3 separate regions of the Homo sapiens genome follow, and all the other regions are linked to region 1. The links are chromatin loops, found by intact Hi-C in ENCODE. Cell type or tissue: mammary epithelial cell. All regions are shown on one strand. Each heading gives the region's core, and the rest is flanking DNA. Links, peaks and the distances in the headings are about the cores only.

Evidence for each region. Hi-C counts contacts between places; a loop is a spot of excess contacts. Peaks named below come from ENCODE experiments on the same cell type or tissue, not always from the same donor. Only the 100,000 strongest peaks of a DNase experiment are listed, where the experiment ranks them.
Region 2: a loop joins it to region 1, with 4 times the contacts of the local background. A loop is called at or near these places in 8 of 110 quality-filtered maps.
Region 3: it touches region 1 in a loop (7-fold over the local background); 4 of 110 quality-filtered maps call a loop at or near these places.

Annotation. Positions count from the first base shown.
Region 1 is chr18:76,615,068-76,625,388 of GRCh38, reverse strand. It overlaps LINC00683 (long intergenic non-protein coding RNA 683), which reads right to left and starts at 5,612. Exons shown (of 2, transcript NR_120419.1): 1 at 4,195-5,612; 2 at 1,830-2,632. LINC01927 (long intergenic non-protein coding RNA 1927) reads left to right here. Exons shown (of 5, transcript NR_110784.1): 5 at 2,193-2,608. In mammary epithelial cell, for the core only: a CTCF peak has its summit at 4,954 (motif pointing right); DNase peaks (open chromatin) are centred at 3,408, 4,928 and 5,888; H3K4me3 peaks cover 1,561 bases; H3K27ac peaks cover 3,673 bases.
Region 2 is chr18:76,682,040-76,692,360 of GRCh38, reverse strand. LOC105372212 (a long non-coding RNA gene) reads left to right here and starts at 4,938. Exons shown (of 3, transcript XR_935657.4): 1 at 4,938-5,492; 2 at 5,882-5,994; 3 at 7,699-8,815. LINC01879 (long intergenic non-protein coding RNA 1879) reads right to left here and starts at 2,332. Exons shown (of 2, transcript NR_122073.1): 1 at 388-2,332. RefSeq lists enhancers at 3,949-4,925, 4,937-5,893. In mammary epithelial cell, for the core only: a CTCF peak has its summit at 5,460 (motif pointing right); DNase peaks (open chromatin) are centred at 4,930 and 5,320; H3K27ac peaks cover 1,344 bases.
Region 3 is chr18:76,705,682-76,716,002 of GRCh38, reverse strand. No RefSeq gene overlaps it. Among named protein-coding and RNA genes, the nearest start is that of LINC01879, 21 kb to the right of the region's middle. In mammary epithelial cell, for the core only: a CTCF peak has its summit at 6,035 (motif pointing right); no DNase peak of the experiment used is centred there.

The DNA.
Region 1 (10,321 bases), core at 1,863-6,862:
TTATCACCAAAAGTGGATTTTAAAATAATCCTCAAAGACTCGACTACCATTTTTCTTATCAACTTAAATATTTAACTCTGTGAGGCATTTTTTTTTGAGACAGAATCTCCGTCTGTCACCAGGCTGGAGTGCAGTGGTGCAATCTTGGCTCACTGCAAGCTCCGCCTCGTGGGTTCAAGTGATTCTCCTGCCTCAGCCTCCCGAGTAGCTGGGATTACAGGTGCCTGCCACCATGCCCGGCTAATTTTTGTATTTTTAGTAGAGACGGGGTTTCACCATGTTGGCAAGAATGGTCTCGATCTCTTGACCTCGTGATCAGCCCACCTTGGCCTCCCAAAGTGCTAGGATTACAGAGGCATTGGATTTTTAAATCAACTAAAGGGACAGTATTACATTTATCTGTGGTTCTAGAACTCTGCTATCCAATAAGGCAGACAATAGCCACATTTAGCTATTTAAACTTAATTAAAAGTAAATGAAATGAAAAATTCAGCTCCTCAGTTGCACTAGCCAGGGGCCAAGTGCTCAATAGCCACAGGGCTGGCTCCCACATTGGCCAGTGCAGATACAGACCCTTTCCATCCCACAGCAGGACCTGTTGAACAGCACCGTGAACAGCCTGCCAACCATGGCTGCACAACAGAATCACCTGTGGGCTTCCAAAATCCCCAGGTCTAGGCCACAGCCCTAGACCAACTTAATCACAGCCTCTGGGAATGGGACCCAGGACTTTTGAAAGGTTAGCTTGCACCAGAATCATCTGGAGAAAGTGTGAGCAGAGATTGCTGGGCTGTACCCAGAATTTTAGATTCAGTCTGGGTGAGAGCAACTTGCATTTTTAGCAAGCTCCCAGGTGAGGCCGAGGCCCCTGGTCCAGGGAGCACACTTTGCAGTCACCCTCTTAAGGTAAAGCTAAACCTTGAGTTCTGCCTCTGTGCCTACGGAGCACCTGATGGTCGCCTCTGGCCTTGCCCATTTCTCCTTCCCTGAAAGCTCAGCAGAGCAAGCAGGGAGTCCCCAGGCCATGCTCCCTGAGAAAAGGCCTCCGAAGGCCAGGAACTATTCAAGGCTGAGACCCAGCATCCAGTTAAAAGGAAGCTTCCCTGTTTCTTCCAGCTGTCCTTCCATCATTTTGTTCTTTTCCGTCATTCCCAAGCCCCTGCTGCTGTGGGGCCCATCACTGCTTCTCCACCTCTATTGCGAGCTCCAAGAATTACTGGGCACACACAGTTTTGCCCCTTTACAAACGCCTCCTGTGGATTATTTGAGTCCCATAGTCCATTGAGTGTTCTTGGTTTTCTTCCTGGCCCCCAAGAGAATCAAACTAATGGATTATCTGTAAAGATGGTGGCCCCAGCCTTTTGCAGCCTGAAACTTCTGGAAGCCAGAGCCCCATTCCTGCATATTTAGACCTAAAATGAGACTGGCCCCAAAGGGATGCAACCAAACAGCCTGTGATAGACTGTCTCAATCTAAATCAGCTCCAAAGCTTCTCCTCACATCACTGTTGCGTCCTATTCGAAGGATTATCCTAAACACGTGAACTCTCCCAACAGAAGGATTTCCTTCGCTGCTGCACCTCCTTCCAGTTCATCTCATTCAGTGCGTTCCCCTCTTCGCTCCAAGCACACAGAGCATGTGTGGAGGATGACCGCCCAGTCCTCACTTAGCCAGTATTTTCCAGTTTTTAAAATATGAAGGTTCTTGAACCTAGTCTCAATTTCTGTGCCTTAAGGAAATGAAGGATAATCGTTTCTCTATTTGAATTGCTTAATTTCACTAAACTCTAAATTTTAAGGGTTATTTTGAAGCAACAAATTTCACTATTTCTTAGTATCTATTTTTTATTGGTGTGTTAAAGTACAAAATAAGTAAATCAAATCCTACCACAAACCAGAAAAATTAATGGAATCATTGGAAATCAAGTATTCAATTGGAGCTTAATAATCCATCAGCTTCTGAAAACACTAAGCAGTGAAGAAGCAGCTCATGGATCCTGTTCCAGCGACTTTTGTGATAATAATATCAAATAATAAAAAATTAAAAAAAGTACAAGAGGTTAACAATATAATCGTTTGGGTTTACCATCAGATATACTTGCCCATGGATTACTTCTTGAATTCTAGCCCTGAATCGAATTGATTTCATAGAATGGTATAAAATGTTTATAAAGTCTCTCCTCTGTCTTGCAGGGACTTGCGTTTCAGATCAGATGATGCTTTTCATGTATGTCCAGCAGCAAGAGAGTCCTTCACTGGTGAAAAATCACGGGCCTCAGAGCAGATTTTAGTTCATCTTTCATTTCAAAGCACTCCTTAGATATCTGCAAATTAAATCCCCTAATTTGGTGAGGACGCCCAGCTTCCCAAATAACAAGGCTTTTCCTTTGATTCTAACCAAGTGAGCCGGCCCTGCAAAAGCCGGGGTGCGTGTTCTGGCTCCAGGCTTCTGAGCAGCCTTTCTCCCCACGCTGCAGCTTTTCAGTTAGGAAGTCAGAGAGAAGGAAAGAGAACTATTTCCAATTCAATCACGAGCATGTCTACGCACCACTGAAGACAGACCTTTGTCCTGTTGCTTTCCAAACTTTAAATGTGAATTTTTCTTCTTATGATGACTGGTGTACTCTGTTATTCTGAAAAAAGAAAAAGCCATAAGCACCCTGAAGTGAGGCTTTCACCTGATACTAATTTTCTTCTTCGTTATAAGGCTATTGTTTGTTTGAACAAAGAAATAGGAGCCATTGGTGGCTGTTTACATTATAGGAATGAGGGCAGCGATGGGGGAGGAGGAGGGGACCTTTTCATTAATGAGCTGGGGACATTGATTATGGGGACACACTAAAGACTAAAAGGGACACCTATATTTCTACATTCTTTCCATGCAAGTAATATATGATCTTTATCATCTGTTAAACACCACTCACATATTTCAGGTGGCTGTAGGTTGATTGCTAACATTTAGATTAAACAAGCAGTTAGAGTCTGATGTTTAAAATAAAATAAGACAAGCCCTTGAACTCTGGGACCAGGTATGCCCCGTTATCTGGTCGTACCTGAACGAGCCTGTGTTGAGCACCCAAGGCCGCTGGGCACGTCTGTGGATGTGGGGTTTCAGGCTCAACCCACTCGAGGAGCAGGGGGCTTTTGGGAGGTGGCAGCCTCCTATACAAAACGAGCTGCCAGTAAATATTTATAGAACAAAGAAATGCATGAATTTCTCCTGAATTAAACATGATACATTTGTACAGAGCATAGTTCACTTTCATTTCAGTGACCCAAAATCCTGCTGAAAGTGTTCTTCCGAAACCTCAGAGCAGGAATGCTTCCTGTGCTTGGAAACTCCCTGGAGACACCTCCAATCGGAGTAAGCAGCAGAATTATCTGCACACTCATAGTCTTGCAGTCGAGTATTTTTACTGAAAAAAAAAAAGCCGTCTGTTTGAATAGGAAACGATGATATCATGTGACTGGCTTTCTCCTGCCACCCACTAATTTGACAACAGATCAGATCAGAGGAAAAGTTACTCAAGTCAGAATTTTTTTAAAAAAATCTTTTGGGAACAAACTCATAAATGGAAGAAAGGGGAGAGTAACAAATGCAGACTGAATACATGGCAGGTCCAGGCTTTTACTATCATTGTTTTTAGCTCACCAGGTAATCAAAGCATAAAACAAAGGGTGATTTGTCAAAGCTTATGCTGTTGTCCCTGAACCACCAAGGGGGGGGTGGCTGCTGGACTAATTCGCTTCACGTGGGAATCAGTGTTTACCATTTAAGGGTCCTGATAGAAAGTGCACGATTTTCAAACTGGAAAACATAAATAATAACGCGTGTTGCCACTAAAGTAGTGGCACCTTGCCGTATTTCTCTTCTGAATGGAACAACCTACATTTCAAAGGACAGTCTCCTTCCACATGTAAATATTTATTTGCTTGCTGCTGAGGAGTGTCAGGAAGTACTAAAGAACGGTGTTTAGAGTTTCAGAAGCAAATTGCTTCTGCGCACGCCTTGAGTCACTGGATTCTGTTGAGCTCTCTGCCTCTACGTCAGGGCTTCATTAATCTTTTCTTTTCTTAAAAAAATAGAAAAGCTTTTCATTTATTGCTTCTAGGAAGCCAGGTGCATTGCAGTGGATCTCTTCGGCAGAATCACTGCTTTGTGTGAATATTTATTGTGTAATTATTGAGCACCTACCATGTGCAGGGCAAGGCGGGGGGCACCCAGGCGTCCACTCTCCTGCAGAAGTCCTGGGTCCCAGGCCCGCATCTTTGGGGCCACCTTCAACTGGGAGGGTGTTCGCTTTTCTGTGACACAGAGAGGCTTAAATCCCTCAGTGATTTAAAAATCTCGTCTGTGAGTCCAAACTGCTAGGTTGGCAGCCAGGAAGAGAAAGTTCCCAGGATTTTCAGTGGCTGAAGTTCTGGGCAAACAGCATTTGCACAAAGGAGGGGGCGAGGAAGGGGTGCAGGGAGGGCTCTCCAAGTGCCTGTTCGGCATCAGTTTACAAGTGTGCTTAGGTTGTATTTAGATGTTACGATGATTTTAAAAGTGAAATTTTGGCATTTTGCATTCAATCCTGACTAAAGCTCTTTGGTATATCGACTTAAAAGGTCTTCAGATTGCCAAGATTTTGCAGCTTGGATAATATCTTTGGAAAGGTTAAATGAGTCCATTTTCTGGAGCTTTCGTCAGCACAAGCCCATGATTCTCTGCCCTGCTGAGAAAGGAGGAGGCGAGCTGAGTTCTAGCAGATCCCCTGCTTCCGTCTCCCTCGGGCGAGCCTGTGTCTTCCGTCCCAGGAAGCCCGCTGCCGAGAAGCTGCCGCGGGTACATGCATTTCCACCTGGGCGCTTCGTTGCGTGTGAAGAAGGCCGGACGACGTCTGTTGGTGTGGCCGCAGCCTTTCAAGACATTTTAGCAACATCTGAAAGGAGAACTCCACACAGGAGCCCAGGCCTGCAGCAGGGGGCGCGCCTGGCCTCAGAGCAAACACAAAGACCAGAGGCAAACTGGTGGGGAAACGGACCTGCTCCCCAGCACGTGGGGGGCGGGTGGGGGGGGGGAGCTCACAGCGAGCGCTGGGGAAGGGCTGGAGGTCTGCAGGCCCGGCCTCCCTCCTGAGATGGGGAGAAGGGCGTCTCCCCCAAGGTGCTTTCCGTTCTGTGCCTGTCGGTGGGAACACGTCCCTGAGCCCACAGACGGGTGCCCTCCCAACACCTGCGTGGCATCTGAGGGTGGCAGGCAGCCCTGGGCCCTTCCACTTCAGGCCAGCCCGCCGGAAAGCCCGCGAGCTCCTCTCCCAGCTGACCCGGGCCTTCCCTTTTCATCCCTCTTCCTCTCCCTCCCCGCCCCCCGCCTACACTCAACAATTGGTGACCTCCTTCCAACTGCTGTGAAGTGACTTGGGTGAAACTGGAGCCAGGGGCGGAGGAACAGCCCCCTCCTGCTCCCAGGAACTCGCAGGCACAGCCCTCTTGCAGGCTGCTGGCTTTTGTTTTTAAGAAGCACCGTGTATTTTCTCTAGCGCAGGCCACGCTCAAGTTCAGGGTATTAAGAAACTGCCGAGCTGTCACCTTCACCTCAGGGCATTCTTTCTATGTAGCGCCATGTGTACGAGCGAGATCTCCCAATAGCTACGCCGGACCCACTCCTCCCACAGTATCTGTGTGCTCCTCCCAGACATTTATGTGCACACATCTGCAGACTGTCGTTCTAAGGCTGGTAGAAAATATCAGAGAGCCTTTGGTCAAATGGCTAGAACAGACCTGCTGAGCCAGAGGAGAGAACCTAATTAATCTACAGAATGTTCTCAGCTCACCAGGATGTTGGGCAACAGGAACGTCCCAGGCCCTCCAAGGCCGAGGGAGAACAAAAAAGCGGCCTGTGATTCAGTCGGGTTCACACCGTGGAAGCCAGCTTCTCTGTAACCACCGAGACACGAGTCCTCCCACACAGGCCGCACCTGAGCCAGCAGCTGCCGCTGGCAGTCTCTGAACGCCTTATCACCTGGTCATGTGGCCTGAGCGTCAGGATATCTCATCCACATTTTTACTTTCCCTGCCATGTAATCAAATCTTTCCAAACCTTTAAAGAGTTAGGTGGGAAAAAAAAATCAAAGCCAAGTTTTGCATTACATCTCCTGTGTATTTTCAATCCATTACAACAGAAACCCAGAAGAGGAGAGGAAAAAAATTAGGGGTGGACATCTCTGGCATTTTTTTCCTGTGCCCCAGTGAACCCACGACTTCCTCCTCCTTCCCACCAGGGTTGGGAAAGTTCCCAATACTGTGATTATGATATACTATATTGGATACATTCTCTTTTCTTTTTTTAAGATAAAAGTTTTATTTCAGAGAGAAGCACAAAGCCCCAACTGTTGTGAACAAGGCAGGGATTTGTGGGGACTCTGAGACCTTCAAGAGGAAACAAAATGCATCAGCTTTTGATTAAGAAGAGGACACCATGGTCCCAGCCTCCACCTCTCATCTCCCTGGCCCCAGCCCATGGGTTCTCACGACCCTGGCAGAGGGCTCCTGGAGGCTCCTCCAGCCACATTCCTGCTGCCTCCCTCTCGGGCCCTGCTACTCTTATTAAATCATCTCCAGACCCTAAGCCTCCCTCCCCCATGCTGGATCAGTTTACCTCTGGATTCCCAGTTCAGCCATTGCCACGAGGTTCTTCCTTCTTCCCTCAAGACACAGCCCCTTGACCTCCCTCCATTCTGACTTCGGTAATCACCAACTCTGAGCAACCACATTCAGACTTCATCCATTCAATGTGCATTAAATGCCTATTGTGTGCCAAGTACAGTCCCCACACTTGGGGTGCAGCAGGCAAAAGGAGAGCCACGGGTTCATCGTCACAGGTTTCTGATGGCCACTTCTCGAGTTGATCCTCAGGTGGAATTGCCAGCCTTGGTGACAGGGCTTCCTGTACATCCATGCTTCCAACTCCAGGAAGACCCACCTCAGCTGGACAAGCACCTCATTCTGCACCTGTGGATTCCACAGTCCCACTGAGACACCAGTTCACCCCAGTTATCTCTAGAATGAGGCAGAGTTCAGGGAAACCACAAGAGTCAAGCTGACCCCCATCTTTCTGCACCCCTCTCCACCCATGACCCTCTCTAGATTGCATTTTCAATCTCCTCCCACGAATCCCTTCTCTTATTCCCACAACACAAGCTCACCTCTCCATGCCTTAGTAAACAAACCAACCAAGAAACAAAAAAAGAGCCCTCTGTTTTCGCTTCCCACCATCACATTGAAAAGAATAGTTCCCACTCTTCTGGCCTCCTACTGACTCTTAGATCCGTATAATCTGACATCCAGCTGAAACCTTCTGCCGTTATACATAATTGCTTTTTCAAAGATTATAGGACCAAATGACCCACGTTTATTTTAAATTTGGGTTTAGTATTCAATCACCGAGTCACTATATCCATCCTTACAACTCCTGTTCATGCCAAGGACCTTCATCTGAACTGTCACCACATTGGTAAAGGTCATGAGAGGAGATGCCTGGGGCTAGGTGTCCTAACCCGGGAGGAAATGCCAAGGACCTCCGACGGGGCAGAGGCAGAGGTAGGTTTAAATCCAAGCATAAAACCAGATTTTTAGCATCTAGGACCCCGAACCACACAAGTCCAGGTCTACTAGTTATCCATTGTTGCCTAACACTCATCCGGCCTTTAGAGGCTTAGACAACAATCAACACAGGTTATCTCACACAGTTTCTGCAGGCTGAGATTCAGGAGCACTTCAGCGGGGTGGTGCTGGCTCAAGGTCTCCCACGAGACCGCAGGCATGGTGTGGGTCAGGCTGAGGGCCTAAGGGTGACTTCCAGGCCGGCTCTGCCTCACCTGGGGTCTCAAAGGGCTGCCCCTCTGCCCTCAGGACACAGTGCTATCTTACTCCAGAATGGGAGATCAGACCACACAAGGCGGAAGCTGCAATGTCCTTAATACCATCATTCTGCATTACCTGTGGTAACACAGGTCCTCTCTGTTAGGTGTGAAATGGGGCTACACAGGTGTGAATGCTGGCATGAAGCTCCTTGGGTGCCATTTGGAGGCCACAGCAGGGTTAAATGGGACTCTGGAAGGGAGAGGGAAAATGGCTTTAGGAGAACCTGTTAATGGTTTCCAAACATGTTTTTTTCTTTTTCTTCTTCTTATTTTTTAAACTTTTTTTATTTATTTATTTTTTTAGATGGAGTCTCGCTCTGTTGCCCAGGCTGGAGTGCAGTGGCACGATCTCAGCTCGTTGCAACCTCCACCTCCCAGGTTCAAGCGATTCTCCTGCCTCAGCCTCCTGAGTAGCTGGGATTACAGGTACCTGCCACCACGCCCGGCTAATTTTTGTATTTTTAGTAGAGATGGGGTTTCACCATGTTGGCCAGGTTGGTCTTAAACTCCTGACCTCAGGTGATCCGCCCTCCTCGGCCTCCAAAGTGCTAGGATTACAGGAGTGAGCCACCGCACCCGGCCTATTTTTCTTATTTTTTTTTAAAGCAGAATTATTTGCTCAAAAACCTTGTTATCAGAATTACAGTTTATATCCAAATGAAAATACAGCCATCCTAGCTCAAGCCATGATGGGCTGAGGCTCATCTCCCCACACCCTGCCTTCTCCATCACCCCCAGTCAAGTGGTCTTGGAGACTTCTTCAGAGGACGAAGACTTCAGCCCGCAGGGTAGGAGGAAACGGGGCCTGCTTGACCGCTGGGACCCTGTCCATTAGGAACAGTTTTTGGAAAGCCATTTGGCAATATTTATCAAGATCTAAAACACACATGTCCTTTGGCCCATCAGTTTTACTTCCAGGAATTCATGCAACGCAGATGCTTGCATCAGTTTACAGAGATGCCGGCACAAGCATATTCAGTTCAGAGTCTCATGGCAAAATTTTGGAAACATTTAAGTGTCCATTGATAAAGGGCTGCTTAAGTAAGCGATAGGACTGCCAGACAATGGGATACTAGGCACTTCTTTAACAGTTAGGCACTTGAATTGACATGGAGATGTTTATTGTCCCTTAAACAAAGCGAGCTGCAAAACACCACTTAAAGTTTGATCCTATTTTTGCCAAAAAGAAAAAAAGATGCTCACATATATACTTTACTGGTCCTAGAAGGTTTCTGCACAGTGGTAACATGATTTCCCTTTGGAAATTAGCAATGAGGAAGGTGAAGTCAGTGAAGGAATCAAGAGGTTTTAATTTTTAAATTTATATCACTCAATATTTTTAAACTGCTTTCAACCATTTTATGATGAATCACTTTTTTGTGTTGGGATACAATTCACATACCATGACATCTACCACTTTAAAGTTTACAGTGCAGCAGTTCTTAGTATCTTCATGACATCGTGCACTGGTCACCACCGCTCTTGGGACCGCAGCACCACAGGTCCCCTTGCTCTAAGCCCTCTCCCCCACAGCCTTGGGCCCTCCCCCTGTTCCAATGCCCTTCCCATCCCCCTTCCACCTTCCCTGACTCCCTGCCCCTCTGCATGCCCCTCTTCCTACCTCTTAGCACCTCACTGCTGACAGACGCGTCGCTGCCTTGGTCCCTCTGCCTCCCCATCTAGAAACTGAGTCCCAAGCACTTGTTTGCTTCCTGCAATATCTCTGGCATCTAGAACAGCATCTTGAACAGCATCTTGTAACGGAGACTGCCGTTAAGATCAGCCTCTGTGGACTTGGCGAACTGGATGGTCCTTTGCCCTGAACACCCCTTCCACATTTCCAAGTGCCTGCCAGATGTTTCTTTCTATATGATTGGCCAGCACCCTTAATCAACATGTTCACAAAACAAACACACACAACAAACCCTCACTGTATCCCACTCACGTTTTCACGGCCCAGCCCCAGGTGGAGGAGGGAGCGGAAGGTCTCCAGCGATTTCCTTCCCCGTCGATCCTACACCACGCGCATGAACATGCTTGCATCCTCAATTCCGGGCTTCCAGAGACTGGCCTGATGTACCACCAAACAAAACCAGAGAGAGACAAGGGCCACTGCCACTTGTGGACCTGAGGCACGCGGGGAGATTGCACGCAGCTTGCAAATCCCACAAAACACGTAATTAAATCGCTAAACCTGTGAGGCTCAACAATCTTAAATGGGTCTGACTCATCCTGGTGCCTGTTTGCAGCATCATAGCAGAAAATGTACTTGAGGAAACAGAAAAAAAGACTGAGAACAAAATAAAATGTCAGTGAAATGAAATGTCAGATGTGCCTTTCCTTATTCATCTTCCAGCCAGAAAGACCCCAACAGGGCCAGCTGATCACTCATATGTTTTTAGGGTGTTTTTTTTT
Region 2 (10,321 bases), core at 3,329-8,328, 66 kb before region 1:
CTAAAGATTCTACAAGGCTTATAAGGTCTACAGGGGCTGGTGAGTGAATAACAGGCATCTACAGACCAACTTAGTGTGTTAGTATCATCTTTTTTTACCCTGGGAAAAGGAAAAGGAAAAACTTATTTTTTCCACTTAGACTCATCACAAGTCTTAGCACATTTGAAAACATTCCAACGACAAAAATGGTCGTTTCAGAGCATGAAGCCATTGGGTCCCAAGTTTGTCAGCTTCTCTGCTTCCTCATTATTCCAATGATCAAACAGCAACCGCTCTGCAAGCTTCTCTGTGCCCCTCCCCACCGCCGTTGTCCTGCAGATTCCCTTCTCCAAAATCACCAGTGTGTGATTTCCTTGGAATAAAAAGCAGATATATAAGGTTACTCACTTTTTCCTGATGTTGAAACTTGCCTCTCAGTCACGTCAGCCTGGCTTCATCCACTGTCAGTACTGTCTCTCCCGTTTTACTATTTTATGTGTATATTTTATGCTGTGAGAAAGGACACAACTATTTGTACCATAAGAAAGACTCTTGTCATGAGAAGAAAGCCCCCAAAATACTCTGTAAAACTGTACTTCTTATACTCCATTGTTGTTGTTGTGGGAGGGACGGTTTGTGACCAGGCTGAGAAATGTTTTCTCCAACGATTACATTCCCAAAACAATATAAACAATCTCAGAATTGAGGAGTGTTGCCTTCATTTAACATCAAGCACTCATGGTTTTCCAACTGTGGCTGTTCCACATCTCTGCAGGTAAAATCTAGGTCCATGAAAGATCTGGTTCTGGACTTCATTAGGGAAAGACATTTGTTATTAGATGGGGTCTCCTCCCTGGCAAGAGGCAAGTCTGAGAACCGGCAAGTCCCAAGCACTTCCTCACGACTGCTGGTGTTACAGTCTGTGTACAGGCGGTTGAAATTTTTAAAAAATCACTCAGGAAATATGCTTTTTGTTCTATCATGTCTTGATATCATCAGTGTAGGTAAAAGTACGCTTTTGAGCTGGGCACGGTGACATGCATCTATGTCCCAGCTAGTCTGGAGCTGAGGCAGAGGATTGCTTGAGCCCAGGAGTTCAAGTCCAGCCTGGGCAACATAATGAGACACCGTCTCAAAAAAAAAAAAAAAAAAAAAAAAAAAGAGTACGCGTTTGAAGAAGTCAAATTGTTAGCATAAGTGAGAAAATTACTCTTGCTGAGAAAGTCTGTGCCCAGGGCTGTGACGACTGATTGAACGTAGCTGCTTATGAGGCTGTGGCTGACCTAAGGAATGAGTAGATACGCTAAGCCCAGATCAGGTTAGAAGTAAACGACACAAGGTCATCTTTTGAGGGCAAACTGCTGAAAATAACTTGTCAATCAAATGTTTAAAATTGAAGCACTGGTTCCAGTCATTCAGGGCCAGCAGTAGGGCTGGCAAGACGTACTACTTCCCAATGTTTTGTTATTTGTGCCACAGCATCAGGGGCCCTTCATTCAGGAAACGTCTCTTGTGTGTTACATGCACAGAGTGAAGAAAGAATGACAAAAGCTCTGAGCTCCTGGAGTCAGGAAACTAGTGGAACAGGCCAACTTCACCCGGTGCAAATAATCCCACAAATCCGTGTCTCGCTGGAATGTGTGATGGGCACCATGAAGGAAAAGCCAAGGATGCTATAGAAGAGTAGGACAAGGGCACCCAGGTCCAACTGGGTGAGGGGAGCCAGGGAGGCCGCCCTGAGTCAGGAGCACCCCAGACATCACACTCTACCTGCCCATCCTTTCTTACTAGAGGTAACATCTGGTTCACTTGACGGCTGTCATCAAACAGGTGAAGTTTCCCCTGGAGTTAAACCTGCAGATCAGAGCACGGCCCAGGTGTAACTGGAGTGGAGGCAGCCAATGATTAAAGACAGAAATGAGAGACGAGATATTCCGTTTGCGTTGTTCATGTATTCCAACACCTCGTACAACGGGCTGATCACAGAGAGCGCTGTTGACATTCGGGACAAACAGTGTCACAGGCTGTGTTTTACTTGCTCTGAATAGAAATTCACTCATGGAAGAAAAACCTACTAAGGCCAACTTACATGAGCGGAGTGTCCTTGCGGTGCCTGAGCTGTGCTCAACTGAAGGTGTCCACGACATACTGAAGGAGCTCTTGTTGGTTTCTAAGGAAATGGAATTCAGAGCACCCATCTTCCATCCCTTTGTTTTATTTTCTGCTTTTTCCAACCTCTGTTTCCACCAAGCTTCGAGTTATCCAGTGTGGATATTCCAGGTAGCGGCAGCAGGTGGTGCTTTATGTGAATGAGCAGCTTTATCCAGCGTTTGTGTCTGATGCATCCGAAGCTGCAGTTAAGTCATCGTTTCCATCTGCATTCAGAGAGCATCCCATCAGGGTGGTGGTTGGGTAATTCCAACTTCTACCTTGAGAACTCCTGCTTAGCAGCTAGTTTTTGGAAGAGATTTGAGAGTCATTTTAACACAACCTTTCAAAATATTCCACTTTAAAGGTAGATTTTGTGGCACTAAACATGAATCAGCACTTTTGCATAATGACAGGATAAAAGTATGACTTCTGCAAGAAACACAAAACATTGACTTCCAGATTTAGCTGTTTATAACAAAACAGGCTCTCTTTGCTGTATGTCTTAGCTCCACTGCCGTTTCCACTTCTTCACAGGTGCCCATGTTCAATCCAGATTTCCTGAATTAGGTATTAGCACATTGCTAGATGCCCTCGGGTACAACATGCAGATCAGTGAAATAACACAGGGATTCCTAGATAGAACACGTTTCCTTTTCATGCGTGTTACTGCGAAGTGTGTTCTGGTTGAGATACATTTGGAATGCAATTCATCTCATTAGCATAAATCATAGCAGTTTTCGTTTCCTCAACTAGGTCTTTGTGCAATGTGAGCAAATGTGAAAATGACACGTGCACCTTAAAAAGTCTTTCAAAGATGAGCCCTTGGGGAGTGGCTTCACGTGGGGAGGAGGCGACCTGGAGAGGGTGGGCAGGAAGGCATTATTCAGCGTGTCAGTGGCGAGGGCTAATCTCCACACTGGGAAAACCACGAGGAGAGAGGGTTGGGTGGTGAGGAGCTCCGGAGTGCACGCACACACATGAATGGACAAGGCACCCAGGGAAGGGAACTATACCCTTGCTCATCATACCAGCCTGGGGCCCCAGCTGTCTCTGCTCACAGGGGCTAAGAGGTGGAACGGAGAGAAAGGAAGCAGACAGACAGGGACAGGAGCCTCAAGAAACCTTGACACCTTTGATTCCCAAATACGCCAGCCTCTCTCATTCACCCTCCGACCCACAGGCTTCACTCTCAGTCTCTTTTGGGAATTGTATTCCTCCCAGACATTGACCCCCTCCCTGAATATGGCTTCCCCTGGGCTTTGACAGGACCTTGCTGAATCTTTATGAAATGTCGGGTTTTCCATGCCATCCCTGCTGCAGGTGGACGGGTGCGGGGAGGTGGGGAGGAGTGGGGGCTCAGCAGCACCCCCGGCTGCTTCTGCTCCTCCTGCTGCCATGAGTGCAGCAGACACACTAGGAGGATGGCATTCTGGTTTTGGGGTGAGGGGAAGGCAGACAGACATTTCTATTCCCTGCTCTCTGTGAATGCAAACACAACACTGCATGGTTTTGCTCTCAGACCTCTAGGAGCTCAGGGAGCAGAATCCCCTCAGTAATGCCCCTTAAAACAGGGACTCAAGTAGATTATTCTCCCGGGGCTGCGGGACACTCCCACTCTTCACTTGACAAGAACACCAGCATTGGGCTGTGCCATGTGAGTCTTCCCTGAGAAATGTGCTGGACAGCTGGGGTCCTCACTTCCAGTCCAGTCCTTTTTCACGCCCATCAGCTCCTTCCTGCTTTGTTCAGCCATGGCTGCCCCAATTGAGTGCAGTGGCAGGCAGTATTTTCCTCCTGGGAATTGGCCAGTTCCCTTCTTAGGTAGCTGGTCTCTGGCACCTTCTAACCACTGAAAAGTCAGGAACGAAAGAGTTTCCGGACCTTGGTCATTTAGATAATGGTATGCTGTGCCCTCGGACAGGTCAGGGTACTGCTCATGATAAATCCCACCATGCTCACCCTGTCACCTGCTGGGCTGCTTTTTTTTGAGACAGGGTCTTGCTCTGTTGCCCAGGCTAGAGTGCAGTGGCATGATCTTGGCTCACTGCAGCCTCAATCTCCCGGGCTCAGGTGATCCTCCCACCTTAGCCTCCCAAGCAGCTGAGACTACAGGCACACATCCCCACACCTGGCTAATTTTTGTATTTTTTATAGAGACGGTGTTTTGCTATATTGCCCAGGCTCAGGTCTTCCGCCCCCCATGGCCTCCCAAAGTGCTGGGATTACAGGCGTGAGCCACCGCGCCCGGCCTGTTGGGCCGTTTGTGTAATGCCATCCGTGCCTCCTCCTGTGTGTCATGCGGGAACACCAATCATATTTTCTGATTGTATCTCTGAGCAGACATGGCATCAATGGCCAATAAAATAGGGCCTCCTGGAGACAGCCCCGGAGAGCTGTGCGAAGACAGCCAGCCACGCACCACGGTGGATGGAAGCTAATTAAAAATGACTTATTAAACACTGCAGACACCACAGCCCAAGGCTGCAGATGAACAAACACTCATGTTTCAACACTGGCTTTTCACAGGGAAGGCAGCCATGCTGTCGTTCTGGTAAGTCATTATTTACCTCCTGAAACTCACCAAAGGGTCTTCAGTCCTCCCCCAGGCCCCACCCCCTGCCCCTTCTGTGTGCCTGTTACAAACCCTGATATTGAAGTCATTCTGCTTCCCTTAAACTGAGGTGTTTAGAAAGGCAACAGATTGTACAATTTGATGTCAAGGACTTATTCTCAGAAAAATGACTCATCTTTATTTAAAGGGTCTATTCAAGTGAGAAATGAATCATTCTCACCTGATGGCCCTCACTGGGTGGGAGAGGGGGCGGAGGTTCCGGGAGAACCAAGTCTCTGGGCACTCTTTGCTGACTCTCCAGCTTAGAATCTCAAGCTTTGGGGCCTGAAAGGAAAGCTGTTTTTTAAGGCATTCGACCTAAACCAAGTTTTAAAAGTATCTTTAAGTATTTCCTTTTTTTTTTTTTTTTTTAGGATAATGAAACCATAGTTGCAACACCCAGAGCTTGGGCTTAGAAGCAACTTTGACAGGATCTGTAGCTGTGAAATTTGCATCCCTGTAACACAGTAACTTATCATGACAAAGATCTGTTGACGTCAATTCCTTTATTACTCTTATTTGTAGGCCAAGGGAGGGACCCAGGGCCCTGATATTGTTGCCTTGGTGCTGTAAGGATTGGATCTGGGTCACTCTGACCTACAAAATTGATACATGGCCCTGGAATAACCTGCACATTTTGAAGAGGAAGAAACAAAACAATCGGTTACTAAAGGCTTGGCTGACTCCAGATCGTGCAATTTCACGGGCTCCCAGGAGATGGCAGCCACTTTTTGGAAAACAGTCTTTAAAGGTACACAGAGCAACAGCGTGCTCACCCCTGGGGCCAGCCGTGGAAAAGTAGGAAGGGCCGGGTGCAGTGGCTCACGCGTGGAATCCCAGCACTTTGGGAGGCTGGGGCAGGAGGATCGCCTGAGGCCAGGCGTTTGAGACCAGCCTTGGTAATAGAGCAAGACCCTGTCTCTACAAAAAAATACAATTAACCGGCTGCGGCGGTGTGCGCCTGTGGTCCCAGCTACTGGAAGGCTGAGGTGGGAAGATCACTCGAGGCTCCAGCCTGGGTGCAGAGCAACACCCTCTCTCAAAAAAAAAAATAAATGAAAGAAAGAAAGAAAAAGAAAAAAGAAAAGTAGGAAGAAGGCAACACTTTGATTAATCTTCGTCTTTTTTTTTTGACAACAGAGCATTGCTGGGTGACCGGTCGAGGGGCAGGACATGCAGGATGATAGTCGCCTGCTGAAAAGGCACTTCTGACAGGCCAGGGTGCAGCACAGAGTCTGCCCAGAGAACCACGTGTGAGTCCTTAAAATGGTCATAAATATGTGTAGGGATCATCACCTTATTTTTAGGGATTGCATCCATCTTAGGGGACCATCTGAACTCTGGAGATCATAGCCAATGCTTGCTTGACATCCCAAAAGCAAAACAAAACCCAGCAACCCCAAGGACCAGATTCCAAAACTAAAAGCAAAAGGACAACAGCGGGATGGCTGAGAGGCCTGTGCAGCACTGGTGGCCACACCTGCGGGGGCAGAGGGAAGGAAGGGCCACACATTCCCCAGCACCTTGAGCCTGGGTGCCGGCGGGCAGTGTGGATGAGGACTGTGTCCCTGGAGTGGTCCCCATTCACAGGCAGAGAAACCAAGCCTCACGCAGTTTGTCTGTTGCGGGTGGTGGGGGTGAGTGGAGCTGGGTAGGGACCCCCCTGGCTCTTGGACACCAGCCCTCTGACAGGTGCTCCAAGCACCTCCACCAGTCTGCATGGGGACTCCCAGAGAGCAAGGGCACGGCTGTGCCCGTTTCTCCTTAAAGGTGATGCAGGTGTGCTCTTCTTCGCTGGCAAGAAAGCTCCATTTTGCTGTTTGCTGTCTCGGCACAAACATTTTCAAAATGGGATTGAAATCTCATTTTCTCCAGTTTTATTTTAAATACAGAAAATGACCCCATGATGAATTTCAAAGCCATAGTTGGGCTTGTCGGGCTCTCAGACTCATACAGGGGGTCTAACCCTGGAAAACCAAGTGTGCGCCACCTTTTGCAACTCTCCCACAGGGGCCTGGAGCCACTCCCTTCCTGGGAACGCTGATGCCTGGAAGGTCAAAGGCAGCGCAGTCAGGCGATCTCAGCGTGGTGCTTTGTGGATACAGATCTGGAGAGGGGATATGGGGACTTGAGTGATGGGGGTGGGGTCTGTAAATGCAGGGCTAAGGGATGTGTTCATTTATTCCAAACTGATGGGATGTCCTGGCAGAAAACCACAAACTCATAGAAAAAGAAAAGCTGGCCGGGTGCGGTGGCTCACGCCTGTAATCCCAGCACTTTGGGAGGCCGAGGCAGGCGGATCATGAGGTCAGGAGATTGAGACCATCCTGACTAGCACAGTGAAATCCCGTCTCTACTAAAAATACACACACACGAAAAAAATTAGCTGGGCATGGTGGTGGGCACCTGTAGTCCCAGCTACTCGGGAGGCTGAGGCAGAAGAACTGCTTGAACCCGGGAGGCAGAGGTTGCAGTGAGCCAAGATTGTGCCACTGCACTCCAGCCTGGGCGACAGAGCGATACTCCATCTCAAAATAAATAAATAAATAAATAAATAATAAAAAAGAAAAAGAAAAGCCTACCAGTTTGGCACACTTTCATGATTTGCTCACCTGTAGATTATTTTTAAAAGGACGACACCGGGAGGAATGATGAATACAGGACTCTGCCAATCACTGCTGAGTTGATGCAGCACAAATGCCTTGTCTTGATGTAAGTGGTTCAACAACATGCTGGGACTTGGCACTGATGGGGTCAAGGCTTTCTATGAATTAATACGCAGATGTGTAGCCTCCTCTCCCTCCTAACCTCTGTAAGGTGAGTTGCTGGGCTGTGAATGACAACACAGCCAAGTGCAGAGAGAAGGGGAGCTTGGAGGATCCACACATTCAGGGCCCCTCTTGAACCACTAGAAACATTTGAAGCTTCATTTAAAGCACTCCTTATCTATCTCCCAGGTGTTAGGAAGAGTGATGTCCAACCTTGGCAGCTGCTGTGTTCCCAGGAGTAAAACAGAGATTCTCGGCATCATCCTCAAAAGGACCCGTGGAGATCGCTGCACGGAGTCAATCACCTGACAAGTGCACCAAGAATGCCCTGTGCCTGGAACTGGCTGCCGTGGAACCCACAGACGCGCAGCATGGGGGATCTGCCAGGAGGAGCCGTGCGGCTGCCCAGCTCATCCCCACCCTCCAAGAGCCCACAGACGCGCAGCATGGGGGCCCTGCCAGGAGGAGCCGTGGGGCTGCCCAGCTCATCCCCACCCTCCAAGAGCCCACGTGCCTCTGCGCATCAGCCACAGTCTGAGCTGGGCACAGAATCGACTCGTGGCCTCTTCAGTTTCCTCAGTGGCTCTTTCTCGACCCCGCTTCTTAGAGCCAGGGTGGCAACTGAGAGCAATGGCGAAACAGGTGAAAATGGGGAGAAAGGGCAGCCAGCGCTGAGATCCACACCCACTGGGAGCCTCCCCTGCTCTCCAGGTCCTGATAATTCAGATGACAAAGCACTCAGCCAGTCAGCTCTAATCCTGTAGCTGCACTGACTCTCTGTTTGTGACTTTAAAATGAAAGCGATCCTGTGTGTATTGATAACACCAGTGAGCCACTTTCAGATTCTGAATCAAAATTGTCAGCTGTTTCTCATCAGACTGTCGATGGCACCTGCCGGTGATGACACTGGTCAGGGGGCAGCCGCAACCTGGGTGAGAACAAGCTCCTGGGGGATCCTCACGTGCAGCCCGGGATGGGGACCACTACCATATGGGAAAACAAAGCTCGATTAGTGCATATTCGACTTTACTTACATTTTGATTTATTGTATTTATAATTATAGAGACAGTTATCTGCTCCTTGGGAAGTAGATTGAAGGAGAGAGAAGTAGAAAAATAGTTACGCACAATCTCATTACCCAGATATGCCCACTGTTGATATTTTGTCATATTTCCTCCTGTGTTTTTATTACTGGTTTTTTTTAAAGCATAATTGAAATCATACAGTATATATGATTTCGGAAACTTGAAAAAATTTAACAACATAAAAATTTCCTCATGCATTAAACAATTTTGTAAACACAAAATGTAAACACCATTTTAAATAGCTGCATAAAACTGAAATATAGGCATGGACCACACTTTGAATTTTTTCCTCTTAAATTATGATGTTAATAATATTAATATTGGCTCCTTCTTACTGAGCCCTTGCTAATTGTAGACACTGTGTTTAAGCACCATACATAAATTATCTGGTTTTAGCTCTCAAATCAATGCTATGCAGTAGATACTGTTATTTTTCCAACGTTATAAATGAGGAAACCAGGGCTCACTAGGGGCTCCTTTTCCTGATTAAGGTGCCAGGGCAAAGGACCTGCACCGTGATCTATGTGAAAAGCCACTGGATTTTTCTCAGTATGTCTCCTTGGTCAAACGGAAACACTGAGGCCTCTCGCGACTATCCTTGAGAATTGTGAGAATTAAAAACGAGGCCGGGTGCGGTGGCTCAGGCCTGTAATCCCAGCACTTTGGGAGGCCAAGACAGGCAGATCGCTTGAGTCCAGGAGTTCAAGACCAGCCTGGGAAACATGATGAAACCCCATCTCTACTAAAAATAGAAAAAGAAAAATTAGTCGGGAGTGCTGGTGCCCGCCTGTAGTCCTAGCTACTTGGGAGGCTGAGGTGGGAGGATCGCTTGAGCCTAGGAGGTTGAGGCTGCAGTGAGCCAAGATCTAGACAGGGCACTCCAGCCTGGGCGACAGAAGGAGATCCTGTCTCAAAAAAATGGGCTGGAGCTGGGTGCAGTGGCTCAAGCCTGTAATCCCAATACTTTGGGAGGCTGAGGCAGGCGGATCACTTGAGGTCAGGAGTTCAAGACCAGCCTGCGCAACAGAGCAAAACCCCATCTCTACTAAAAATACAAAAGTTAGCTGGGTATGGTGGTGTGTGCCTGTAATCCCAGCTATTAGAGTGGCTGAGGCATAAGAATTGCTTGAATCTGGGAGGCGGTGGTTGCAGTGAGCTGAGATCACGCCACTGCACTCCACATTCCAGCCTGGGTGACAGAGTGAGACTGTCTCAAAAAAAAAAAAAAAAAAAAGGCACCCAGGTGCTTCTTCCCTCTCCATACCCTGTGCGGTAGCCTGGCAGCTGCTCCCAGGTAGGGAGAAGGAGAAGTAGGGAATGGGAGCAGCAGTTGAGGCCAGCTCTGTGCAGGGCTGGGACACAGACGGCTTCAGGGTCATGGCCGGCAGCAGTAGCCCTGTCCTCAGTGGTTTGCACACTTTGCTGTGTAAAAAAAACCTGAACGATGGCATCAAATTCAGCCTTGAAAGGAAGGAAATTTTGCTCCATGCTATGACACGGATGCACTGGAGGACACTGTGTTAAGTGCAGTGAGCCAGTCTCAGAGGGACACGTGCTGCTGAGCCACACAGGTGAGGAACACGGAGGAGTCAGGGCCAAGGAGATGGAAAGTGGAAGGGGCGCCAGGGGCTGGGGGAGGAGGAGTGAGGCCTCTGTGTTTCGTGGGGACAGGGTTTAAGTCTGGGAAGATGGAAAAGTTCTGGAGCTGGAGAGTGGTGATGGCTGCA
Region 3 (10,321 bases), core at 3,008-8,007, 89 kb before region 1:
TCTTTGTAACAACTTTTCTACTTAGCAAGAGCATAAGCTTGGATATAAAAATAGCATTGTTTTCCTCTTACTTTAGTTTACAAATATTTATAATATTCATAATTATCTCACCTCTTCTACTTCATATTCTCAGTTCATGTCTGACATAACTAAGTACTGATTGAGGTCATAGTTAAGCGCTCCACCCATCTGAATACTACCTAATTTTTGTCTAACTAAATTCTCTTTTCTCTGATCAGCAACATTTTTCAGAGATAGCTTAGTGAAAGTTTGAGCCATAAATTTAGCTAGTTTCATGTCATGCCTCCCAGATTTTCTTTGACACAAACGGGTAAAACTGCAGTGTTTAGAGCATGCTGGGGTCTTTTATTGCCTGGCTTGCATCACAAATGTCTGCTCAAAACGTGCTGAAGAGGGGCATTCCCAAGAAACAAATTCAGGTTGCTCTAGGCCGGCCTAGATCTGGCACATCTGCTTTGGATTTCATTATAACTTTAAAATGCTAGGGCAGGCAATGCTCTGGTGCAGCAGAATCTCCAGGGGACTCCGCGCAGCCCTGAATGCTGCCAGACCGTTTGAAATAACATGTCAGTGAGTTTGGAAAGACCTACTTTAAGAGTACAGATGGAGCAAGAGTACAGGGGGAAGACTCTTCATTCCCCCTGAGTCAGGTCCAATAAGTGAGCGAGAAGACCATGAAAGACTCCGAGGGCAACAGAACACTAGGACTGCTCGTGGCCCATCCGCCTCGAGAACGGCGGGTGTTTCCGTGGAAGCCTAGGACCCCGCAGTGTCCTGGCGGCTTTGCACACATTATCACAGCTCTAAGAGGTGGATACTGCTAACCACTTTCTACTGATGAGGAAGCAGAGGAAGCAGGCTCAGAGGGACACAGCATTTGCTTAAGGCCGCAGACCTGGCACCAGCAGAACAGGGATTAGGTTGTGGGACTTAGGGTAGTGTCTATGCTCTTTCTCCTGTACAGGGGTTGGCAAACTAGGCCTCAGAACCAATCGCACTCCCTATTTACGATTTGTAAATAAAGTTTTATTGGAATACAGCCACATCCACTTACTTCTGTATGGTGTGTTGCCACTTCTGCCACAGAACCAGATTGTAGTCTACAAAACCTAAAATATTTACTATCTGGCCTTTACACCCACAAAAAATGTGTTGTTCCGTGCTTGAGACCATAAGACCTTTCCTTACTCCTGGGGTTTTCCTTCACTTACTATATCCCCATCCAACAGGAATCCTAGAAAAATCTGCCGTATGTCCTAAGATAGTGACTCCAGCCCACTCCTCTCCCTGACAGAGACAGACTCAGGAGGGTGGCTCCTTCAGCTTCACGCGGTTTAACCCCCACCACCAGCATGCAGGTGCCCAGCACATACCCAGCCTTCCCTTACCTGAAAAGTGTTGCCTAGTGGCCCTGACCTCGTCACGGGCACTGTCTGATGCCAGCTGTCAGGGCTGCTCTGTTAAGGGAGAGACTGGGCTGTCTCCGCTTCCCCTCCCTGCTCAGTGCTTCCTCCCATGGCCATAGTGGCAGCTTTGTCCCAGGACCCAGGTTCCCTCGATAGAGGACCTGAAATGAAGGGGAAATAACCCACAAGTTCCATGTGTTAGAAATGACTTGGAGGAGTCCTAAGAATCCCATCTGCATGAGTGTGTCCTTAAGCCCGACTGGAGAGCTAGGCTTCATCGCCCTGGTAACCACCATCAGCAGTGCTCCTACTATCTGCTAGTTGTTGGCACATTATCTCCAGGCCTCATAACAGCCCCTGCGATAGGTGCAAATATTTTCATTTTACAGGAAAACCATGGGCTCAGTGCATGCTAAGATCATGTCTTAGTTCATTTGTGCTGCTACAACAAATACCCGAGACTGGATAATTTATAAAGAACAGAAACTAGTTTCACATAGTTCTGGAGGCTGGGAAATCCAAGTTCAAGGCACTAGCGGTTCAGTGTCTGGGGAAGGCTGTTCTCTCCTTCCAAGATGGTGCCTCGATGCTGTGTCCTCTGAAGGTGAGGAACACTGTGTCCTCACATGAGGAGAGACGGAAAAGAAAGATGCCAAACCCTATGTGAAGCCTCTTTTATGAAGGCCTTCATCCTATTCACAAGAGAGGAGCCCTCAGGGCCTAATCACCTCTCAAAGCCCCACCTCCCAACGCCATGACGATAGGCCTTGAGTTTCAACATTTGGATTCTGGAGGAGACACGTTTGGACCACAGGAGACCCTGATGCAGGGCACATGCGCAGTCAGTGCTCTAGGCCAGCAATCATGCCTGCTCATGACCCTCTGTCAACTCCACTTGCCCCTGTACGATTAGGTACAGAAGTATAGTGTCTGGTAAGGACTACACCCCAAGACCCTGAAGCGGCAGGAGAAGTGGGCCTGGTCTCCTCACTGTCCTGAACCCAACACTCCAAGGCTCAGAGCAGGGCTGGGCTTGGTGGCGGGGTCACTCTCCATGCCCAGGCTGATGGAAGATGCAGGTGCCCTGGGCAGGGGCTGTGGGCCCCATGCATATCCGCAGGCTCCTCCAACAATTTCCCCACAACCTCACACTCCCTCAGACTTGGGGGGCAGTGTTCCCCTCCCCAGCCGTTGGGTCTCTGTGTCTCTCTGCCCAGCCTGTGAGCTCCGTCTCCTCACTCTCAGCAAGGTGGCCGAGTGCCTGCTATGGGACAGGGCCAAGCAGGCACTTCCCAGACTGCAGTGACCTGCACCATGGAAGTATCCAGAAAAGGCACAAGCTTGCAGCACTGGGCGGTCCTATCCCATCAGGCTCTCCCTATTTTCCTGCAGGATTTATCCTTGTTGCTGTTTCTGTCTAACCTGATGCTGATGCTGCCGGGTTCTCCACCACCAGGAAGTGTCACCCTCTGTCTTGGGCAGTCTGGAGGGGCTCATTCAGGCCTTCGCAAGTCCACGGCCTCCGGACAGCAGACCTCACCAGCTGAGGTTGAGGCTCAACGTGCGCGTTATTTATGGGCCACGTATGACCCAGTGTTGTGTTTGCAGGACTTGCTGCTGGGGTGCAGGACATTCCCCATGAGTTTGGAGCCTGGCAGTCTAGAGATTTATGGCCTGAGCAGCTAGAAGAGGAAGCTGTAAAGTGCCTACAGAGCAGCTCTAAAAATTAAGATGTCTGCCTCCTGCACCCACAGGCGGGAAATGCTAGACCCCTGCCGCCTGGCTTAGTCTCCTCACACCGAGTTCATTCATGCTTGAAATGAGAAAGAAGGACAGGATGCATTTCATGCAATTTTGTCAGAGAATCTTCCTTATTTTTAGTTCCTGAAATAAAATAGAACATTCGAGTTTCCTGGGAAGTTGATCATGACAGAATCTGAGAAGGAGCAGGGAGCGGGAGGAAGCCAGGCCTCCTGACAGGCCCAGCGACCTCACAGGCCTCAGACGCAATGTGCCTGAGAAGAGTCTGTCCTTTGTATTTGGGTGGCGCTAAGGTCATGTTCTATCTTTGTCATGCACTTGCTGTCTAACTTGGGCCACGTATTAGTATTAAATTCTCTGGGTCTTGGTGTTTGACTTCACAGCTTTTAATGAGGGGACCATGGTGAACGTAGAGCCCCGGGCCTCACCTTAGATATGCAATTAATCCGGCCGGGCGCGGTGGCTCACGCCTGTAATCCCAGCACTTTGGGAGGCCGAGGCGGGCAGATCACGAGGCCAGGCGATCGAGGCCATCCTGGCTAACACGGTGAAACCCCGTCTCTACTAAAAATACAAAAAAATTAGCCGGGCGTGGTGGCGGGCACCTGTAGTCCCAGCTGCTGGGGAGGTTGAGGCAGGAGAATGGCGTGAACCCAGGAGGCGGAGCTTGCAGTGAGCCGAGATTGCGCCACTGCACTCCAGCCTGGGCGACAGAGCGAGACTCCGTCTCCAAAAAAAAAGATATGCAATTAGTCCCCTTTCTTCGCCTCTGCCTTCTCCTCCCCTAACCTGGCTCAGCAAAGCCTAAGGCCAAAGGCTTCAAAAAGTCTGAAGTGTTAAAGTATAAGCTGAGGGAGAGCAGGGCCCTGAAGGGCAGGGGTCACTCACTGAAGGGTACGGCCGGCTCTGCAGCGTGGTGAATCACTGTGCGTCCTGGGCCTAAGGCACAGGTGAGCGCCAGGTGCAGGGCATCTTCCCCACGCGCAGAGCAGGAAAGGCAGTGAGCACAGACACCCAGAGGCTCCAGTGTTTGCTGGTCTCAGCCTCGGCTAAGCACTTAACCTTTACACACAGTGTCCCAATTTAGTGCTTCCAATAACCCTGTTCAATGCTATTATTGCCTTCATTTACATCTAAGGAAAGTTCAGCCCAGAAAGGGCAGGTTACTTGCCCAGGTACCCACAGCTGGTAGCTAGAACGAGGTTTTGGCTCAAGGTTTCGGGGGCTCCAGATCCTAATCTCTAATCCACTGAAGGCCAAGCCAACTCAGAAGGATTGAGTTTTAGAATGAGAAAAACCTTCATCATTTTTTAGGGCCAGCAAATGTCAAGAGGAGGAGAGTCAAGAGGCAACCTCACAGAGCACGTCCTGTGTGCCAGCCATGGAGCCACGGGCAGGACGAGAAAAGTCAGTCTGCTGCCCTTCCCAGGGCACTGACCTGAGACAGAAAGATGATCTCGATGAACTCTCCTGGGCTGCGGAGGGCTGGGATGTTTGGGGAACTGTCGGGATAGGCAGAGCCTATAAATCTAATGCAGAGGCCTTACTTACACTGAGCCAGTTACAAGAAGCAACTCTTGCTAACTCCCAACTTAAAAGGCCAACAGTCTGGATTTCCCATGGCCGCACCTGCCCCACCCCACCCAGCTAGGCTGCTAGCATCAGGAATTGGCCAACATTTTGGGGAGTGAAATGACTCTGACAAGTGGGGCCCTCTGGAGAGCCTGAGGCCTTCAATAAGTCCTCAGAGTCCTGATTCTGGATGATCAAAGGAGTCCTGGGTCTGCCTGAAATCACCCAGGAAATGGTTGTTTGGTGTCGTTTCCTGCTGGCCAGGACAGGCCCTGCAGGCTGCCCAGAGCCGCTCCCCTGCCAAGAGCAGGCATCTGTCAGTGGCCCTGGGGTCATGGCTGGAGATGAACATTTTTGAACTTGTTTTAATGATGTTCAGAAGAGAGGAGCAAGAGAGCAGGTGGTGGCCCTGATGCACACACTCTCAAACCAGGTGGGACGGCCACCTGGTCACCCTGCCCAGGACACAGGCCCTCAGGTAGCCCCGCCTGGTGGGTTTCCTTCAGGGTATGTTCACCTGCTGGCACTCACCTGTTGGCGCCCTGCAGCTTGGCACCACCTCCCTCTAGTACCCCACACTGTACCCCACACTGTATTGCAAATGATGAGCGCTTGCTCTCGCTAGGGAGCTCAACTTCCATCTCTTTTTGCCAAAAAGGCAAATCAGTCACAAGTGCAGAACTCGCTCGTGATGAGGATACGCCAACATGCTGGACAGAGGTGTGGAGGATTATTTTCTGGAGGGGCCAGTATTATATTCTTTGCGGGTTCTACTCAAAGCCAGGGTCCCTTGGGTCTTGTCCAGGGCAAGGGCCGGGGGTTAAGTGTCGAATCCAGTCAGCAGCAGTTGTCTCAATTTCAGTTTAGACATCATTAAAAGGGTTCCTTGAAAGCAACTTGACATTCGAATGGAGAAAAAAAGAGTAAAGTAGACAATCCCAAATGTTAGATAATACAAATAATTGGTATTCTGTGTGTTTGGCATACGTGTGGTTCTTTCATTTTAGGTGGGCCTAATACTCTAGGAATTCAAAATCTTTCAAAGAAGTAAACATGCAGTTCTACAAAGACCCTGGAAATTGTCCACATTCCATATCCTGCCTGCTCCTCACCTATTTCCCTTCCCCTGTCATGTGTTTTGACTTTTCTTAACTTTTTCAGGCTCACGTGTTCAACTTTTAAAAGGGTTTTCCCTCATCCCTCAAAACAATAATAATTTAAAAAACCTAATAAACCCTGGAGCTGTAATTCGAGCGTAGGGCCACCAGATGGCAGCGGAGCATAAGTCACAGGCTCCGCGCTGCACCGGAAAGAAGCGCCTTGCTAGATCCTGCCGTGGGGAAGAAGGGCCCGGAGTCTATACACGCGGGTATAGACTGCACAACAGATTGAGGAGGAGGCTCAGCTCAGACGGCTAAGCCGTTTATTCTCAATCACGTGAGTCGTCAGTAGCAGGAGGCGGACCTGACTCAGGCCTGCTGAGCGCTCAGGCTACCTCCAGGGATGTGGAACCAGACAGCTCCTTGTTCCTGACCCAAAGACGGCTCATCTGGATGTTTAAATGTCAACAATATTGGCCTCTACCCAAAGCTTTAAGTGGAAAATCTCGAATATTTCTAACTGATTCCTCTTTCTTCTGCCGCCGGGCCCTAAGCCCGCAGGGCCCGTCCGCTGTCCTTGGAAATGCCTCTACAAAAATCCCCGCCGCCCTTTCTGTTCAATAACGTGACGTTAGCCACATGCTCGCTAGTCTCAGGGATTCAGAAATGTCAACTATTCTCTCCTCCTTTAAAGATTTTTTAAAGGGTAAACCAAGTCCCAGGTAAAATTTTATCTGAAGGAATTCTTAACTTACAGCAACTTCTAAAGCTGGTTTTATACCCAAGTTAGAGTTAGAAAGTTCCCTGGATGTCCTCCCTGTTTGACCTGGCAGGGGAGAAGTTTCTAGCACGCTTGTCTTTCCTTGCTTCTAGCCTAGCTGGGTTATTTTTAACTCAGGGACTGGCCCCGAGGCCCCAGCTGCTCGGAGTGGTCGAGGCCCCACAGGTGTGAGGGCTGGGGGCCTTGAGAGGCTCGGGCACCTGGCCCAGCAAGCACCTGGGCCTGGAGTCCACCCCAGGCCTTGGGGTTCTTTACAGACTCTTGCTCCGGGTTACCCCAGATTGCTTCATCCCGCCCCAGGGGAGGTGCAGAGGTGAGGCCTGTGAGACCTCCGCCACCCCCTCCTCTGCAGCTGTGACCCCGGAATCCGGTTTTCCTAAACTTGGTGTAACAAGGCCCTGGCAATGGCCTGGGCGCCAAGGCCTCAGTGTGGACTCCGTGGATCTAGGAGGGTACCTGGGCAGAGACAGCCATTTCCCCTTCACGTGACCATCACTTCCGGGTCACGTGACGACCGCTCTCTAAGCCACGTGACACTGCGGGGCATGGCAGGTAGGCGTGGCACGTGGAAACCAAGCTCTATCTCTTATGGGAGTCCCGAGTCGTCAGCCTTTGTTTCACAGAACGTTCCTGCGGCTTCCCGGAGCAGCCTCGCCAGAGTCCAGACCAACAGGATGCTGCCCGCCCTTCTTAGTGTGTTGGGGGTGCTAGGCCAGGAAAAGGGCCCACGCGAGATCTGCGTAGACAGTGATGACCCAGCCTTGCAGGGGGCTCCCGCAGCAGCTGAGGACAGGCCTCGGGGTGGTCGCCCACAGGCGGCCTAACCCTGCCTGCAGCCTCGGGAGCAGCCACGGTTGGATGGGGCAGTGGGAGGCCTGTGGGGATGCGGAGAGTGTGGTGGGGGTGAGAGCCCTTCTTTGATCCGCGCCGGCAGGGGAAAGGGATTTGGATCCCGGGTATGACAGTTGTAAAACAGGAGGCTCCTGAGGCCTGGGTGGCCCCGAGCAGAGGGCCAGGCCCGGCCCATCCCTGCTGTCTGAGCTGGTTCTCAGGCCACCTCCCGGAAGCCAGAGTCCCTGGCAGTTGGGAGCACAGACGCTGTGGCTCTTGCTGTTAAGGCCACGGCACCCTGAGAGAACTAACACTTGTGTTAGGAAGGCAGCGGGTTCACAGCCGCTTCCTGAGCAGAGCGCGTCAGGCCCACCTGTGTGGCTGTTGGGCTGCAGTTGGCTCCTGGAGACATGTCAGGGACAGGCGCCTCAGAGAAGGATGATCTGGAGTCAGGCACTCGTGTGAGGCACTGCTGGAGTGAGGGGTCGAAAGAGGGAATGGATTTGTGATTTTTTTCTAAAGTGAAATTTCTCCTGGGCATTTCCACTTTCCTCCGAATTTGCCTATACTTTAACCCTTTGCTAAGCCTTGCCTCAAGCACATCCCCACCGCCACCGTCTGCATTTCACTGTTCTCAGGGCCGTAAATGTCCGGTATTAGCCACAACCTTTTACTGGATTTGCCTTTGCCATCTTACATTGAAAACAATGCCTTAAAAGGGAGACCGAGATTTCTGCAAGACGAGTTTCAGCTCAAATTTCTCGCCCATGAGGAATAGGGAAAACAGGTCCCTCTCCCCCTTAATGGGCAGGAGCTGACAGTGTGACTTATTGAGTGAGTCCACAGTGTTCTTTACTAAAATGTTATATACATCCTCCTCCTCCTCCTCCAGCCTGGAGCACTGCTATCCTAAGACCACAGCTTGAGTTTTAGAAGGGAAGAGAAAAGAGAGACAGCTACAGTGAATGGCTGTGATAACTGGTGTTTTCTAAACATTTGTGCTCCTGTTCTTAGCAGCTCCAGACCTGGATTCACCGTGCTGCAGGGACTGTTCTTTAAACAGTTTAGCCTAGAGGATAGAATTTTCTTTGATGGCCCATTGAAGAGGACCCAGGCAGGGAAGGACATTGAAATTCCAGTCTACTAAGCAACCTTTTCCAAAGGAGCTCTCTTTCCCAGGCTGTCTTGTTTTCAGGAGCAGCCTCCTCAAATACTTTGAAAGCCAGCAAGGCCGTGATGGTGGTCGTAGGTCCCCCACAGGGGTCCCTTCCATGGCCCTGGGAGTCCCCTAACTGTGTTTTGAGGGTCACAAGCATTTGTAAAAGTTGTAAAAGTAAGGCTTTTTTTGGTGTTCTTTTTCTTAAAGAGTTTATTCTTCTCAGAAATTGTAAAAGTCCTATGCTCTACAAAACCTGGATCTGAGCCTGTTCTTGTTTTAAATGAGGCATATGAATCAGTGAATGCACCCCATAAATAACTGAGGTGCACGCAGGAAGAGCCAGTAAAACTTTATCTGGGCCGGCTGTGGTGGCTCACACCTGTAATCCCAGCACTTTGGGAGGCCGAGGCAGGCGGATGACGAAGTCAGGAGTTCGAGACCAGCCTGGCCAACATGGTGAAGCCCCATCTCTACTAAAAATACAAAACTTAGCCGGGTGTGGTGGCACACGCCTGTAGTCACAGCTACTCGGGAGGCTGAGGCAGAAGAATCACTTGAACCCGGGAGACAGAGGTTGCAGTGAGCCAAGATTGCACCACTGCACTCCAGCCTGGGCAACAGAGCGAGACTCTGTCTCAAAAAAAAACAAAACAAAAACCACAGAAAAACAACTTTATCTGTTCATTTTTTAAAATCAAATAAGAAAATCACGTTTTACGAATGTTACATAGACTGGTCTCTTATCCCCCAAATGCATGCATGTCAGAGGGGCACGGACATCCCTGAAGAGTGAATGAGGAGCCCCCACTGGAGGGCGGGGGCAGGGTGTGCTCACTGGCTCTTTCCTTTCAGCATTTGGTGTATGTATTCAACTGACATGGGAGCCGCATATTCAGTCTTGCTGCTTGCACTCAAAACACAAGTCGGAGTCACAGCAAAAACACTTTTAAAGTTAAGATAAAATATTGTTTATTTTTGTTATAACCTTTAAAGTGTGTGTGTTTATAACAAAGCATATTAGTGCAGTAGTTGTGCATATACGTGTAAAATCAGTAACTTACTTGGCGGGTGCTTTCTGAAAGTCTAATAGGGGTGCACCATTGGAAGTCTGGAAATTATAGTTTTAAAGTACTGCACAGGTTGAGCATCCCTAATCTGAAATCCAAAATGCTCCAAAATTTGAAACTTTGAGTTTCCAAATCCAAAAAGTTTGATATGATGCCACAAGTGGAAAATTTCATACCTGACCTTGTGACACATTGTGGCCAAAACTTTGTTTTATGTACAAAATTATTAAAAATATTATATAAAGTTATCTTCAGGCTATGTGTATAAGGTGTATATGAAACATAAATAAATTTCATGTTTTGACTTGGGTCTCATCCCCAAGATATCTCATTATGTGTATGCAAATATTTCAAAATCCAAAAAACATAATAGTTTTAGTTTTCTGGTCATGACAAGACAAGAGGTCAATTATACCTCAGTACACTTCTTTCTTCACTAACCTTCACGGGACCTTTTTTACTTAAGAAATAAGCAGAAACCAGTCCTGGAAAACAAAAAACCAAGACTCCTCTGCTGAATTCAAGCAACCTCCTGATGCTGCACCCAGACTCGCCTCTCCTTTCCCTGGTTTTGACGTGATAGCTGACCGGTTTACATGATCACAATCACAGACTGGTTCTGG